Linked DNA regions of Homo sapiens: region 1 is linked to region 2. A link is a contact called in ENCODE Hi-C or POLR2A ChIA-PET data. All regions are on one chromosome and are shown on one strand. The core of a region is the stretch at or near the end of the contact, and the rest is flanking DNA. Distances in the headings are between cores, read along the strand shown. Region 1 overlaps MBNL1 (muscleblind like splicing regulator 1). Region 2 overlaps MBNL1 (muscleblind like splicing regulator 1).

Region 1 (3,651 bases), core at 1,076-3,575, 84 kb before region 2:
CACTAAATGCCTATATTACCCCTACCCTCAGTTCTGATAAACCAAAATGTCTCCAGATATTGAGACATGTCTTGGCGGGGAGGAGGGAGGACAGCATCACCCTTTGTTGAGAGCCAACCGCCACTTTACACCTCATGGAATTTAGTGGGGGGCTGTATTCATCTGCCTGGGATATCATAACAAAATACCAGTTATACCAGTATCTAGTATACCAGATTTTATCATAACCAGTTATAACAATAGTTATCATAATACCAAATATAACAGTGTATAATTATGCATAAATACACACTTATATACTCACCCCAATTATGCACCTATTTCTAACAGCAGCATATGTATTACAAACAGATTTTGCTTGTGTTACAAATTCAAAACTTAGGATATATGACATAATTTATATTTCATGTTTTATTTGAATAAACTCTTAAGAGCTTTTATAGCACTATAAAATAAAGCCTAAAATTTTTAGAGTAGTTATAACAGATACATTACATTCATTTTTTTCTTTGAAAAGTCTCTAGGGAGATTTCACTGTTTTGATGCTGTTATTTGTTTTACAAGTAGTATACTATACCACAGAGTAAATATACATAGTATATATCCTGTTAATAAGTAAATATTATGTATCTACTATGTTTAAATCATATGTTAAACTATGGAGGAAATATATTTTCATATTAACACTATTGTTTTTTGTTTTAAGTTCTGGGGTACCTGTGCAGGATGTGAAGGTTTGTTACATAGGAAAACATGTGCCACAGTGAATGGTTTGCCGCACCTATCAATCCATCACCTAGGTATTAACCCCAGCATGCACTATTTTTCCTACTGCTATCCCAATCCCCCTCAATCTCTTGCCTCGCCCTCCCCAACAAACTCCAGTGTATGTTGTTCCCCTCGTGTCCAGGTGTTCTCATTGTTCAGCTCCCACTTATAAGTGGGAACATGTGGTGTTTGTTTTTCTGTTTCTACATTAGTTTGCTGAGGAAAATGCCTTCCAGCTCCATTCATGTCCCTGCAAAGGATGTAACTATGTTTCTTTTTATGGCTGCATAGTATTCCATGGTGTAGGGATATCACATTTTCTCTATCCAGTCTATCATTGATGGGCATTTGGGTTAATTCCATGTCTTTGCTATTGTAGTAACACTAATTTTTCTATTAATGTTTAAATTCTCAAATATTCATGACTCTTTAACCTAAATAAGTAAATAGGATTTTTTTATTACATAATTGTCTGTGTTTAGTATCATAGCACCCTTGTACTTATTTCATAGTTTTACCATCTTTAAAGGCAAGAAACTATTCTTTAAATCAAACACAACTTCTACTGTTTTGATTTCTTCATTGGTCTTTCAGGTAACACCAGCAACAAATGCCTAGCATCCCCACAGAAGGTGAAAAAATGAGGCAATTCTCTTATTTTGCTAGGCAAGCAATCTCTAGTCTTCTAAATTAAGGTAGATATAGCAATCCTAATCAATATTTAAAGCTTAACTTTCTAGATGTAAATTGCTATTTATTCACCCAATCAGCGTAACAGCAAATGCATGGAGCTCAATTCAACCACAAGAGCTGGGAGATTTTTTTCGTACCAGTGAAACAAACTAAAAAAAAAAAAAAAAAAAAAAAAAAGAACATATTTCCACTGATATAATCCCAGTTTCTTTCAATTACTTTACCACAGATATAAAACATGTTTTCAAATGAAACACAATATAAAACAAATGTAGATTTTTCCCCTTTCCTGGTCCTGTGAAAAGTTCACACAAACACACACACACACACACACACACAGTGGCTTAACAATTATTGAGACTGCCAATAAAAGAAAGAAAAATACACACATACAAATACACACACAGCCTATTGAGTTCAAATTTGTAACTTTACCATGGCCTGAAAGAATATAATGTAATAGATTCTTTTTAACGGCATTAAACATTTTTTCATCAGTGCATAATCTAATCACAAATGGGATTTTAGGTTAGACTTTTCTAGCTACTTAAACAGCCCTCTTGAGTATTCAATAGCTGTTCTAGGCACTATTTTGTAGAACACTCCTAAGTTTAATGGTGAAGATTCTCAGATACTGAAACCAATAGCGACATTTACGATATCCCAAAATATCCTCACTATTGACGCAATATCAACACACCCCCACTCAAACACTGGGATACTATGACTTTTTTTTCCCCAGAGAACCTAAGAGCTTTAATTGCACAATTCCCATTAATCATCTTGAAAATGGCATAACTGAAACTCTACACTTCTACAGAACATTATGTAATGCATGAGAGTCAAAGTAGCTGCCACTGAGAGGGCTGAGAAAGGGAAAAAGGCAACAAATCACACACACATTCTTGTGACAAAAAATACCACTTTTTTCTCCAGCAGCTTTTGCCTGTGAGAAATCAGATACACATACAACTGTTGCAGTAGCAGTTATTTCAGCACACAATTTTAGCTGATAGTCATCTGAAGAAATCTTAATCTCCTCAGAGTGGGCCTATAAGGCTCTTCTATTTAGAGTTGCTTGTGATGGGATGCTGTAAAAAGAAAGTCTCACTTTTTTTTCATACCTATGGCCTCCTCTATCCCAGAGAATCTTAGAAAAGTGTATCACCACTGCTGAGGTTAATGCTATGCAGGGCTTAACTGCACCTATTGTCTGCCACTATTCCATAGTCTTCATAGGCTCCAAAGACAGATCTGACCACCATCCCTGAGCCAAACCAGAGTCTCTATGACCTTGTGAAAGCCCAGTGACATTTGGTAGGTGCCAGCATCATTGAACACTCCAACATTTGTTGGCTGCTTTTTTTATAGCATCATGAAACTGGAAATGGCAGATCACTATGTTTCTATTATTTTTAAATTGCTTCATTATTTTTTCAGTACAGCAACAATCAGATTTCTAAACTGTTTGTAGCTGAAATACTTCTGAAGTTTTATGACATCCAAATCAGACACTTTTCAATCTTGGCTAATAGTTAAAAGCCCTAACATTTACATAATAAATGTTAGCGCTCTATGTGTAGAGCATGCCTTTCAGTGGAGAAACACAAAATGTGTTATAAATATTTATCCAATTTATCATTGTACCATTACTAGGTGGATTTACAGTATGACTGTCTCTATTAAATTTCTAGAGCTTTCCTGGGGATAAAACAGAGGTAAACTTCTTAAGTCAAATGCATCCAATTTTTCTTCTAACAATCTCTTGAAAGACTTATTTAAGCAGTTCTTTACAGACTGCTTAAACATAGTTTAAGACTAGTTCCTAGTACATTTACAAAGCAAAAATGCTCCAACTTTAAATCTCTCCTTCCCTTCAGGAAGTACTGACTAAAAACCAAAAGGTATATTTTTATTATAACACAGGAATAATAAAACTTACATAGTGCTTCCTATATTCCAGGTACTGTTTTCAAAACTTTACCAATGTTAATTCCCTTAATCCTCTCTCAGTATTACTGGGAAGGGTTGTTTGTAACATTTCAGTTTTTCTGAATACTTAAGTACGACAAAACAAGTGACTGAACCCAGGCAGTTTAACTACAAACTAGGTGCTCCTAATCATTACTGTAGGGATATGTATTTGTACCAAGTGTATCCCACTTGATCATCTGTAAGTTGTTTTGCTTT
Region 2 (3,859 bases), core at 116-2,615:
AAATCAAAGAAAAGGTGCAAAACTGCTATCTCTCTTGTTTGCAAGACTCTGTATAAGTCATAGTCAATTTATATTTGAAATTAATAAACTCCTAAGGAATATAATGTGTGAAAGGCAATGAAAATGAATAAGTAATTCATAGACATTCCTCAAGGTAACATACATTTTCTATGAATGACAGTTGACATTTATAAAGTATTCTTTATATGTGATTAATGAACTGTGATTAGTAAGTGATTTCCTGCTAAACGATTTCTCCCTCAAGGGGCAACACAAGAGGATTTATTTCCAACTAGAGAAGTTGAAAATGAAAGCACAGCTGAAGGAAATGAAGTTATCTGGGTCAGCAACAGATACTGCAACCGAAAACGGGGATAATTTTTGCATACCCTGTGCTTTCAAACTGCATGTCATATAAAAGGTGTTGAATGAATAGTGATCATAAGAAAGGAGGGAACAAAACCAATCATAGAACTAGATTTTTTCACTAACTATAGTCAATAGCTGTATAACAACGCTTCAGTCAACAAAGGACCCACATATATGATGGTGGTCCCATAAGATTACAATGGAGCTGAAAAATTCCTACCACCCAGTGACATTTGTAGACATCATAACCTCATAGCACAACACAATATCTTTTCTACGTTTGAGTATGTTTTGATACACAAATACATAACATTATGTTACAACTGCCTACAGTATTCAATAGGATAACAGGCTGTATACGTTTGCAGCCTAGGAGCAATAGGCCGTACTATACAGCCTAGATGTGTAGTAGGCTATACCATTTAGGTTTGTGTAAGTATACTCTATGATGTACACACAACAATGAAATACCCTAATGACACACAGAATATATCCCCATTGTTAAGGCATGACGTGTGTGTGTGTGTGCACGCACGTGTGTGTACATATATATTTTTTAAATTATTTACAGTTAGTGACTACAGATATATTTATATAAAAGGGAGTTCAAATTATTCATATTTGTATGTTTACACTATTTCTTTAAAAAAATTCCTTTAGGTTATTTAACAATATTGTTGAATGAATAAGTCTAGTTAAATGAATTTTATATGGGTATAAAAGGGAGTTAGAATTATTACTATATTGATCCTATCACTTTTTTAAGTTCCTTTATCATTTAAAAATAATGTCCAATGAGTAAGTACATTTGGATAAATTTTGAATTAAATATAAAATCTATTTTTTACATAGAATGCAAATGTAATGTTAAAGAGAAGTAACCAGTAATTGCAAAGCAAAAAATGCAAATTCTACACAAGTTTACTTAGGCAGTTAGCAAACTGAAACCAGTATAACCCCATTTTTGGCATGTGGCAAGTCTGTTGCTGACCTGTTACTGAATCTGGCTCCCACAAACCGTCAGTCTATTACTTAACAGTATCCTGGCTTAAATAGACTCAATAAAACAAATGTAATTCACTAGCACTGTCTCATGCTTATTAAATTCATATGCAAAACAAATCCAAAATGTGCCTTGAGCCTTGTTAAGAGTCTATACATGTTGCTTTCTGTTGCTCTTCTTGTCACAGTAGTAGGATGCACAGATCTTTTATTAGGTCAATTTAACTATTGATTTCTACTCTTAGCGCTTAAAAAATGCCAGAAAAATGTTAACTTTTTCAGTCCACTGCTGCAGGGGAGAAAACCTCACAAAATTAGTGATTATAAATGAAAAAAATCAATCAATAAAACTGTCACGTAAAATAACTCATACCAATCTTGTTACATATCAAAACTGACATTTTTTCCCAGCCCAGTTATCAGACTGAGATAATATAGATGTATTTTTTAATCTTTGTGGTATCGTAATTAGAATAATTCAAGTTAAATGATTTTAGTGTTCTATATACAAGGCTAGTTTGCATTTCCGTGACATAGCCTTTCAAAAAGGGAGCTGCGTCAATTTTTAATGAAATGCATGACCTAATTTACAACTGTAATGACTATAATTAGTCTAATAGTTTGTGTTTTTTTAATCTTGGGGATGGGGCAAGGAAAGTTATGGCATGGGTCAGGAGCTATGAACGCTGGTGATGTACCACATTCTATTCCATTTTAAATTTAATACAAATAAAGTAATATTTATTGGAAGGCTACAATGTGTTAGGCTTAAGAAGACTAAGGCACGGCCTTATAAAGCTTCCAGACAGGGAACATGGAGTTAGAAACCTAACAGCAATGGTCTATATTAGGAGTATGACAGAGTTCTAATGTTTTTCTCTTGTCACTGCATTTTTATGCAGTACAAAAATATGGTTAAAAAAACTCTGTTTTCATTATTTTTTAAAATATCTATACTATAATAACATAACCTGGCTTTTAAAACAGTATCTAAAACAAGAATAAACAGTCTCTGTGTTTGGAATAGATTCTCTTAGGAGATTACTGATATGTCCAGATTTAAAAAACAAAGAACAACCATAACAACAACAACAAAACCTCAGGATAAAATAAATACCACTATCTCTTTCAGTTAGTTTGAAAGTAGATCTGAATACATTTTCTTTTGAAATTGACATGCCACTGTGTGCAATGCAAATAGGAAGCAAGATTGGAAATACACAAAGGCAGAATTACTGAGGAAAAAAAAATCCTTTAAAATTTGATGGAGAAAGGGACACCAGGCTTGATCTACTGTCTCTTGAGCATTTTAATAATTTCCCAACTTGCAAGATTAGAAAATTAGACCTGCTTCTCAATTACTAACGAATAAAATGAATGTAGAAGGAAGACCTCTACACTCATCTCTTTTAAATGCTGCATGAACAAGAGGCTCACTGTTCAAGACATTAAGTATTGCTTCATGGCAAGGGGAGATATTCTGTAAAGTTGTATCATTTTTAAGATTATTACCAGGGACTTACCCTCTCGGAAAACTCACCCTATTTGCAGAAAAAGATGACAGAACTAAAATAATGGATTAGCAGAACTTTACTCTCTAAGCAAATGACTTTTATAAAATCTGAAGTTCCCTGAAGAAGGCCAGTAAGTCTCAATGAGTAACATATCACAATGCTCAAGTGGTGATTGTAGCATTTGTTACCAGCTACATAATTACTCTATTCTAACTCTTAATGAGCCTGAAGTACTAAATTTTTAACTCCCCTGATGATCCTCTTCAAAGTGGATAAATGTAGGTTTCTCCTCAATCAAATATTTAATTGTCAGTACTACTGGCACCAACACACAATCTGGAACATTTTTTTACTCTCTAGAACTTTTCAGTTCTTCTAAAAATAGCTTATATCATACAGATCTTAAAATAATTGTTGGAGAGAAAAAATAAGGAGCAAGTTAATAAGTGGCAGAGTCTAGAGACATACTTCTTGGAAGCTTGGATTCTCTTTTCTACTTCAGATTAAAGATTAGAAGCAGAAGTTGCAACACTATAAAGTATTCACAGTTGGAAGACAAAACTTTTTTTCTAAAATTAGAGTATAGAGAAATTTAGGTGTAACAGAGATATAGGAATCCCTTGACAAATACCGTATGTCCTTGTTAGTGCTATTAGTTTGATAATAAAAACAATAATAATTATACTAATAGTCTGGTTCCCAGAATGTTCCTCTCGTAATAAACACCAATACTAATCAAAACTCTTTTCAATATTCTCGGTAGAGTCAAAAAAGATTAAAAAAAAAAAAAAAGAAAGAAAAAACTGATAATGTTTCTATCCTGGCAGTATCATTTCTCCCTATGCAACCTTTGAAAGCTAAATATTCTGTGTTAAGCTGAATAGTTTTCCAACAAAGCACCCTTATGAAAAGAGAGTTAATACTGTCACCAAAATAACTGTGTATTGTGTCACTGCACAGGCCAATTTATCATT

What was found. A loop is a pair of places that touch in the nucleus more often than their neighbours do. ChIA-PET counts read pairs that join two places held with the same protein, here RNA polymerase II (POLR2A). Pooled maps may share reads with other maps.
Region 1: a map of psoas muscle shows a loop between it and region 2 (2.2-fold over the local background). The contact joins two enhancer-like sites. A Hi-C loop is called at or near these places in 6 of 168 maps with a recorded cell type or tissue (CD8-positive, alpha-beta T cell, MCF 10A, PC-9 and 3 more) and 2 of 50 pooled maps. POLR2A ChIA-PET finds 5 or more read pairs at or near these places in 18 of 52 experiments (A549, BJ, CD4-positive, alpha-beta T cell and 13 more).

The regions. Positions count from the first base shown.
Region 1 is chr3:152,405,197-152,408,847 of GRCh38, reverse strand. The region is part of intron 2 of MBNL1 (muscleblind like splicing regulator 1); the gene reads right to left. Among named protein-coding and RNA genes, the nearest start is that of MBNL1-AS1, 140 kb to the right of the region's middle. Within about 2 kb of position 2,325, at least 6 of the 41 ENCODE cell types and tissues checked have a DNase peak (open chromatin) inside an H3K27ac peak, as active enhancers do.
Region 2 is chr3:152,320,502-152,324,360 of GRCh38, reverse strand. All of the region lies in intron 2 of MBNL1 (muscleblind like splicing regulator 1), which reads right to left. Among named protein-coding and RNA genes, the nearest start is that of MBNL1-AS1, 53 kb to the right of the region's middle. RefSeq lists an enhancer at 597-646. Within about 2 kb of position 1,365, at least 6 of the 41 ENCODE cell types and tissues checked have a DNase peak (open chromatin) inside an H3K27ac peak, as active enhancers do.